2 separate regions of the Homo sapiens genome follow, and region 2 is linked to region 1. The links are chromatin loops, found by intact Hi-C in ENCODE. Cell type or tissue: Caco-2. All regions are shown on one strand. Each heading gives the region's core, and the rest is flanking DNA. Links, peaks and the distances in the headings are about the cores only. Region 1 has its middle 150 kb from the start of PRDM1. Region 2 has its middle 32 kb from the start of PRDM1.

Region 1 (4,402 bases), core at 135-4,134:
TTACACAAATTCATATAAATTTGCTCTGAAAAGAGGACCTGCGTACAATACACACTACCCACGTTCAGGTACCACCTGAGAGGAGATGACAAGCCAGAGGCAGGGGTAGGCAAGGTGGGTGGGTGTGAGATGAGTAGGGTGTAAAGAAAAAGGGACTGGGGAGGCCCAGATGGCAGGAGCCCTGCCAAGGGCACCTGGGATGCAGATCTGGGGGGCAGCAGTGCTCCTGGGCAGGAGGAGGTGGAAAAAGCCCCATCAGGAATGGTAAATAAATTGCATACATCAGTCCAACAGAACCTACAAAATCTGCTTGTTAGTCTGATTTCACGGCATGAGTTTATTATCAAATTATGCCTGTCAATAAATAATTAAGTATTTTTTATCACTTCCAACTTAAGAAAATAACAGAGAGGCTTTTGCCACACACACATTCTAAATTAACTAATAACAGTGCTATCTTCGGAAGTGAAATAATAAACAGACTCTGTTTCTAAAACAGGAAATTCCATGACACAACATCAAATTCAGTATTTGTCAATACTATACGATCCAGGAAGCCCCAGAACATCTTCAGAGAGAAAATTACTTCTTTTTTCTTGTTTGCTTATTTTTGTTTTTGGGGGTTTTTGTTTGTTTATTTTTTGAGATGGAGTCTTGCTCTGTCACCCAGGCTGAAGTGCAGTGGCACGACCTCAGCTCACTGCAACCTCTGCCTCCCGGGTTCAAGTGATTCTCCTGCCTCAGCCTGGTGAGTAGCTGGGACTACAGGCATGACCCACAATGCCTGACTAATTTTTTGCATTTTTGGTAGAGACGTGGTTTTGCCATGTTGGCGAGGCTGGTCTTGAACTCCTGAGCTTAAGTGATCTGCCCACCTCGGCCTCCCAAGGTGCTGGGATTACAGGCGTGAGCCACCATGCCCGGCCGAAATTACTTCTTAACTTACAAACTGAGAAACTGCCTTATGAATGTGATCACTGGGCCAAGGTGGCCTCATCACAGAGGGCCTTGTTTAGGATGTCCTTATAGCTGGGCCACCTACAGTAGGAAAACATTAAGATTAATTTGCCAAATTCGGTAGAGAGGTCAGCTCTATTCTTCCTTTACACACAGTCGTGGTCCACTCCAAACCTGCCCCTTCTCTAGACGTTAACAGCTATTTCTTCACAGATGCATGAAGGAATTCCCTGGATAAGAGAAAAATCACAGAGGGCTGGGTTCATGACTTAGGTGCTTAAGCACATAAGGGAGGTGATAGAAACTTAAGCAATGAATGGGGGGAGTATTCTGCAAACTTTTATTTTGAGTGTTTAGAACTTAGATTTATCACCAGGTTCCAAGGGCTTGTTTTTAATTGAAGATAGATTCAACAAATATGCATGGAGCATACCTACATGTCCCAAACCCCATGATAGTTTCTATGGATATAAAGACACATTAAACCTAAAATCTCACATTCTACAAACCTCAAGAAACTCACATTCCATAGAAAGTTTGTTTCTTTCCTCAACATGGCCAGGAATACAGTAGTATTTAATCCATAAATTCTTTTTGACTTGACAAGTTTTGTTAATTTCAGATCAGTGAAAGCAATTCAATAAGTGTTAGTGAATGCTTTTCATCTCACTACATTTTCCTTCCTATTTCTGTTGAATGACACAAACCTGAAACTTATTTTCTCAGATACAATTAAATAGCATATTCTATTAGTTTTATGTGTAGCTTTACTGGTCATCTACTAGAAGCCAGATACTACATTTAGCTCCATTAATAATAATTCCAATAAGGTCAAGGGCATGCATTTTGGAGGCAGGGAATCTGGACATGGTCCCAGTTCCACCAGTTGGTAGCTCTGTGAGTTTTCACTTCAGTTTCTTCATTTGTAGGATGCATATCATAATAATACCTACCCTGCCTACCTCATCTCAGGTGAGTAAATAAGGATTGTTTTCAAAATAAACTATTTATATTTGAAGATAACATTGCTAACAGTATCTTTTAAAAACAAAAACAAACATACCAGACTTATCACAGGCAGCATTCCAGGTTCCTTCTCAACATCAAAGCAAGTAAGGGCTTATCAGGAGCAGAGGCTTATAGGACTTGTTGCTACATGCTGCTCTACTTCTCTACAACATCCTGGTCCCTAAAAAGTCTTTATTAGAATGAAACATAGATGCTGTGATGGCTGCCACTGTTGTATTATCAGAAGATGTGCTTCGAGATATTCAACTGCTAAAGAAACTTAGCAGTCGAAAATCTTAGTGGCTGAACATCTTGAGAACTCTATAACTTGGATGAAAATGTGCATAGTTCAGACCAGGCTTGGTTGCCTTAGAAAGCACATCATCACCACTGGGGCCGCTTTGTGATTTTTGTGAACCCTAGGCTCTTTTGCCTTTATGGGTACTTCCTCCATTAAAGAAAAAATTGAAATCCTATTTTATGATTACATTGGTATAAAAATGAATATAATCCATGCAGGATTCATTATTACAAGTTGAGTATCCCTTATTCAAAATGCTTGGACCAGAAAGGTTTCAGATTTCAGATATTTTTGGATTTTTGAATATTCGCACTATACACTTACCAGTTCAGCATCCCTTTGAGCATCATGTTGGCACTCAAAAAGTTTTAGATTTTGGAACATTTCGTACTTTGAATTTTTGGATTAGGAATTCAACTTGTATATATTTACTGTTATTACTATACTATCTTTTTCCTTGTGATGTTTAAAGAAATTAAAACATTTTCATGGGCCCTAAAAGTAATGTGGACTCTAGCCTTTGCTCATGCTGTGCCTAGCAGACAAGTCAGTCCTGCTCATTGGAGCAGACATCCATCATCTGACCGCCACTACCTCTCCAGCCACATCTCCCACCAGCCTGCCCTCCTTCACTCCATTCCAGCCCGCCCAACCCCGCTTCATGCCCTCTATGATATCCAGCATATTCCTATCCCAGAGCCTGAGCCCTAGAGTTCTCTTGACCTGGGATGCTTTTCCTCAGATCTTTGCAAGTCACTCTGGCCTCCACAAGTGTCACCTCTCCAGAGAGGCCTTCCCTGACAACCCTGACAATCCCAGCCACCTTCCATGCCATTATCCTGTTGTAGTTTCTTAGTGGCGCTTACAACAATCTGAAAAGGTCTCATTTCTTTGTCTATTGTTGGCCTGTCATTCCAAGATGTTATAAGGGCTGTGAGGTATATGAGGGCAGGGACTTGGTCTGCCTTGTTCACTGTCACATCCCCAGTGCTTGGTCCATGGTAGGTTCTTAATAAACATTTATGGAATAAATGAATGAGTAGATAGGCTGCAAAGCTTTCTCAGCTCATTTGAAGAATGTGGGAACAAAATAGTGCCTGCCATTTTGCTCTTTATTCTTTGTTCATTTATTCTTTATCAATAGCAGGTCTCCACCAGACCAGGACAAGCATCCTTGGGGAGTTAGCGTCCAGAGCTGTAGGGAAGGGAGGGAGGAGAGCACTTTTGCACATACAACCAGACCAGACTCAAATGAGAGCACAGAAAATGCTCATAACTTGCCCCTCTGGGTTCCTTTTAAAAAGTTCATTCAGTATCTACTAAATGCCTGCTTGTGTTAGCCACCATCTCAGAAGAAGAGGACTAGTTTCCACTCTCAAAGGATACAATGAAAAGGCAACCACATGGAAAGTGGAATTTGAAAAGCACCTTGAAAAGACATATACTTCACCTCCTGTCTTCAGGAAGGATATAGGACATTATTGAGAGACTCGGAGACAGTGGCTTTAGGGACTGTGAGAAATGTTTGCTTTTTCTCAGCATCCATTCCTTCTTTTTGGTAATAGCACATCCATTTTCATTTTCTTATGAGGAATTATTCCTCCCCCATTATTTACAGGATTCTTATTAAAGGTCCTCAGCCTTCTTCCCTGAAAGAAGGGGTGGCTGGTCATGTGACCCAAGCCAATCAGACCTTCTCTAGAGGCTTGAATTTTAGCAGAGTGATACAAAGGGGTTGGGGGGTGCAGAGCATGAAGTACTCATACATTCACTCACAAAACGATGGGTTCATTCCTACTTCCAAGAACCCCAGGAATGCCCTAGTACCCTTCTTTTCAGAGCATGATTCTCCAACGTTCCTCAATGTGGTGAACTTCCTGTTGACCTCTCTGTTTAAGGAAACCAGAGGCATTTCTATGAAGCCCCCTGAGGCATGTAGTGGGAGCTGCGCACAACTGGAGCATTAGACTGTTTCTAGATGCAGGCAATCCAAATAACTGACTGCTTTGTGCCTCAGCTTTTTGAGACTTCAAAGAGAGGTAATTCCTATTCAGTCAGCACCCAAAGATTATTGAGAGGTTAAAATGAACTAGTAAATTAACAAGTATGTGTGTCATTTAGGTCTCCCAGGAAGCA
Region 2 (4,402 bases), core at 232-4,231, 120 kb after region 1:
CATAGCAAGATTTTTTGTTTGTTTTTTCTTAAGTAGACTGAATATTTTGGCAAGATTTTTTTTACTCTATGGAAGATTTTCACATTCTTTGTTTTAAAGGTATGGTCGTCTTGAATTTCTGGTTATTGATGCCTTTAATGTTTTTTTACGCTTCATGTTTACATTTAACTAACAATGTAAAAAATAACTATCAACTTGCTGTTAATAATGTATATCTTACCTTATCCGATTGTGGCATAGGAAAATATCTAGCGTATTAAATTAACAATTGTTTTGGATCCTCTGTTGGAAGACAGACTGTCTCCTTGATGATGCATTGGGTAGGATGGCAGATTTACACCCGAATACGTCTCAACTAGATGAGTAAAAATACATCACTTTAAAAATTCATGGTCATGCCGGGCGTGGGGTGGCTCACACCTGTAATCCCAGCACTTTGGGAGGCCAAGGTAGATGGATCACGAAGTCAGGAGATCGAGACCATCCTGGCCAACATGGTAAAACCCCATCTCTACTAAAAATACAAAAATTAGCCAGGCATGGTGCACACCTGTAGTCCTAATTACTCAGGAGGCTGAGGCAGGAGAATCATTGAACTGGGAAGACTGAGGTTGCAGTGAGCTGAGATCACGCCACTGCACTCCAGCCTGTACAACAGAGTGAGACTCTATCTCAAAAAAAAAAAGTTATGGTCACTATTTAGAGGAAATTAAAACCTAAAAAAACCCTCAAATATTAAATATTATTTTTCACAAATTTACTTCCTAATTTTTGGAGTAGAATTTTATTTTAATTGCATTTTTATTTTAGAATGAATTGATTTTTAGATTTTATTCAGTTTAGGGAAACTGGACTCAATTTCATTTCTGCCTTCATCCGATAATTTTTATTTACACTGGTTTAGGAGCTTTGCCTATGGTGACCCTCTTCTTCTCTACTATCTCCCTGTCCCCAAAGAAGAAAAAGCCTTGTTGCAAATAATTTAATTTGAATTTCTAATCAAGTCGTTTTTGAATCAGACAGAAGACCTCTTAGTGAAAATTGTAACCCAGTTGGAAATTAAAATTAAAGCAACCAGAAATGTTGTCATAAGTAATCTTTTGTAAGTAGCCTTCTCCCCTTTATATGTTTTTTTCCTGTTGTATTTATAGTTTTAAAAAGAAAAAACACAGTTGAGACCCCAATTTAGAAATACATAAGTATTCTATTGTATCTATTATGTATTCTAATAGAATACATAAGTATTCTATTGTATCCATTATGTATTCTAATAGAATACATAAGTATTGTATTGTATCCTGTTTGTTTTAATTCTTGAAATACACTTATTGGCACCCAAGGACTCTTAGGAAACTTTAAAATGCCAACACTCTAAGGAGGCTCACTTGCTCTCCTTGGGACCTAGTTATTGAGTAACAGGGTTGAAGCCAAAACTGAGTTCCCTGGTTGGCGAGGCTCCCTGAATACAAGTGTCTTGGCTAATGTCCTTTTTCGTGGTTTATTTTACCAGTAGCACAGTGTGCCCACCACCCCCCAGCCCTCCACCCCCCACAATGTATACAATACTCTGGGTAGAAAGTTCATGCCTTAGAGCATCCTTATCCCCTAGTTTACAGAGTGGTGAGATCTTTTGAATGAGTGTCTAGAGTACAAAGGTTATGAACCACTTGTAAAAAGTCACAGAATAAAAGCCCCTCTGGGGTTTCCTTGCAGAGCAGGATCATTGTGTTGGTCTCTTTTTTTTTTCATGGAGACTAGATTCGTAGATCATAGGTCATCTGTGTAAAGGATCAGTCTGCCTATTGCTTGGTTAAGGGGTTGACCAAAGACTGATGGTGTCATGAGGTAGCTGTCATTATTTCATTGCAGCAGGGAAATAGAAAACAAGATCATCTCAACATTTTTACAGAAACACGTATGTATAAAGAAAACTGAAGGAAGATACAAACTCAGGTATTTTACAAAATGAATTTTAAATGCTTTTTGACTCTGAAGTAAATGATTTGCCTCTTAATCCTTCTTTAAAGCATTTAAAAATCTTTTGTGTGTATACCTGGTGTATTTGTATAAAACTGAAAATCAGATTGCTACTTGTTCCTTTCTGTCTATCTCTCTCTCACTTAAAACTAATTCTGAATTGGGCAGGGGCAGATGGTGTCTTCAGTATTTGGCTTTTTTTCAAGATTTTCTTTTAAGAATATGTCAAGTATTCTAAAGACCATTAGATGAATTAAAAAGCATGGCTCTTCTGCTAAAACAATAACTTCCATGTGTTTTCTTTTGTGCTTTACAAATGAATTTATGAAAGACTTGGATATTTCAGCCTAAGAAGATCAGTGTCAGATTAATGTATAAGCTTTAAGAAGATAAGGACCATGTGCATTTTACTTCTTCAGGTAGAACTAAGAATAGCTACAGGCAGTTTAATCAATTATTTAATGGTGATTGGAATGAACAATAGCTATACTTTTTAAGGAGAAAGAAGATGCTTAATGTAATGCTTTTCAAATTTTTCTATGCCATAAAAGGTATATATTTCTTTGATCTTTATGAGAATAGTGTATATGTGTTCTTTCATAAGCAAAAACATACTACTGATCCTTTGACAGAGTGGATACATATTCTGAATTCATAGCGAGAATAGGATTTTGACATTTCATACACATCATTTTACTGAAGACATCTCTAGCATGAATACTGGCAATTTGTTTATAATTTGGAACAAAATATATTGAAATGACCCATACTGCTATTGGACCTGTGATCTGGGTTTCATCAGCTAACTAGGACTTCTCAGTGTGGCCTGTCCTGGATTATCTGAGCCAAGGAAGGAAATAATTCTCACGAAGCATGACTAGTTAAAAATCACTGCTAATTGAACCTTCCTAGCATTTTGGCTGTTAGGATACTGGGCAGGGTCCTTAAATGTGTATCTGATAATACTTTGCAGTTTGATGAAGCAAAAAGTAGAGTTGGCTTTTACGGGAATTTTTTTCTTGGATTTAGTTATATTTATGTGAACAAAATCTGATCATTACTTTGGGAAGATACATACATGTCTTGCATTATTATATACATGAGAGATATTATTAATCGGATCAGGGCCTAGCATGTGATTAGTAGCCTGGTTCACTATTATAACTAGTTGTCTTTACATCTCTTATGGTTTATTTACTTGTTAGAACACTTTAAATGGAAAATGCTTGTCATTTGAGTATCTGAATCCTTAGAGGAAAAAAGAATGGAGTATGTGTCCCCTTGAAAAGCCTGCAGATTAGATTATCAGCACAGTTAATACGTAAGGGACCTTGTGTCTCCCTAACTTGCCAATATCTATTTGTTGAGTGTTGCAAGAGTTTGCTAATTAAACAGTTCACAAGATGCTTTGAGCAGAACTTGTGGACATTTCACCAATTGAACATTTTATTGCTGCCGTTGAAAAAAGCTAGTTGGTGTTTATTAACTAACTTTCTTGCCATGGTTCTGGAGAGTCATGGGTACAGCTCTGGTCCCCGACTCTAGATTTTTAGAGCTCAGAGTCACTATTGACACTTTGCTTGCAAACGTGCCTGTTGTTACTTCAAGGCACAACCATCACTTTACTGAACTTGCAAATATGAATTAAGTAACAAGATGCTTTTGACTGAGAGTCCAAATCAAATTAAAGCTGTGTGTGGGAGGGGATTGGGAGAAAGGCTCATTCTTAAGAACAATTTTTTTTAACTCAAGGAAAAACACATTGTTTCAGATATAAAGGTAGGAACTGAGATATTTAAAATTAAAAGTAAATCCTTTCAGGTTAAGAATTTCCATCTCATAATTCCTTACAGATGAAGCTACAAAGCAGTTTTCTGTCATAATGTAAGCACAAACTTCCCTTACCCAGTCTTTGTGGTATAGCCCAGCAGGACTTGGGCTACTGGCCTTCCCACTCTGTTGTCCTGCAAGTGAGCCCTCAGCAGCGAAATGGGAGAAGCACGGAGAGTCTGCACTCACCCACAGATCCCTAAGAGGATAAGGACAGTTTCTGGCCTTCTCATCCCTCACCGCCTTTGCAAGTGATTTGAATTGAATGAATTGGCCATTCCTAGAATGTAATTAGTAGGAATATTAATCTAGCCTTTATAAAGGTGGAAAAACTGCCCCACTCTTCAGACAGCATATCTGATCTGCTCCAGTATGTATCAACTTGCTTGGACTTTAATGCCTTCAGACCCAAAAGCCTGTTTATCAGCCACACACAACCGACTCAGAAACAGCAAGAGAAGCTCCTGCGAAGGAAGTAGGTTTGAGTCTATTTGCCCTTTGTTGTGGTCAGTAAAGGAACTACTTGTGCTTTTTAATTAGAAGGGTGGGACCAGATTTTTCTTAATTGCAGTTTGAGCTATAACACAAAGCATTT

The links. A loop is a pair of places that touch in the nucleus more often than their neighbours do. Peaks named below come from ENCODE experiments on the same cell type or tissue, not always from the same donor. Only the 100,000 strongest peaks of a DNase experiment are listed, where the experiment ranks them.
Region 2: it touches region 1 in a loop (5-fold over the local background); 1 of 110 quality-filtered maps calls a loop at or near these places.

What each region holds. Positions count from the first base shown.
Region 1 is chr6:105,935,108-105,939,509 of GRCh38, forward strand. No RefSeq gene overlaps it. Among named protein-coding and RNA genes, the nearest start is that of PRDM1, 150 kb to the right of the region's middle. In Caco-2, for the core only: no CTCF peak of the experiment used is centred there; a DNase peak (open chromatin) is centred at 2,084.
Region 2 is chr6:106,052,293-106,056,694 of GRCh38, forward strand. It overlaps a transcript of PRDM1 not described here. Among named protein-coding and RNA genes, the nearest start is that of PRDM1, 32 kb to the right of the region's middle. In Caco-2, for the core only: no CTCF peak of the experiment used is centred there; no DNase peak of the experiment used is centred there.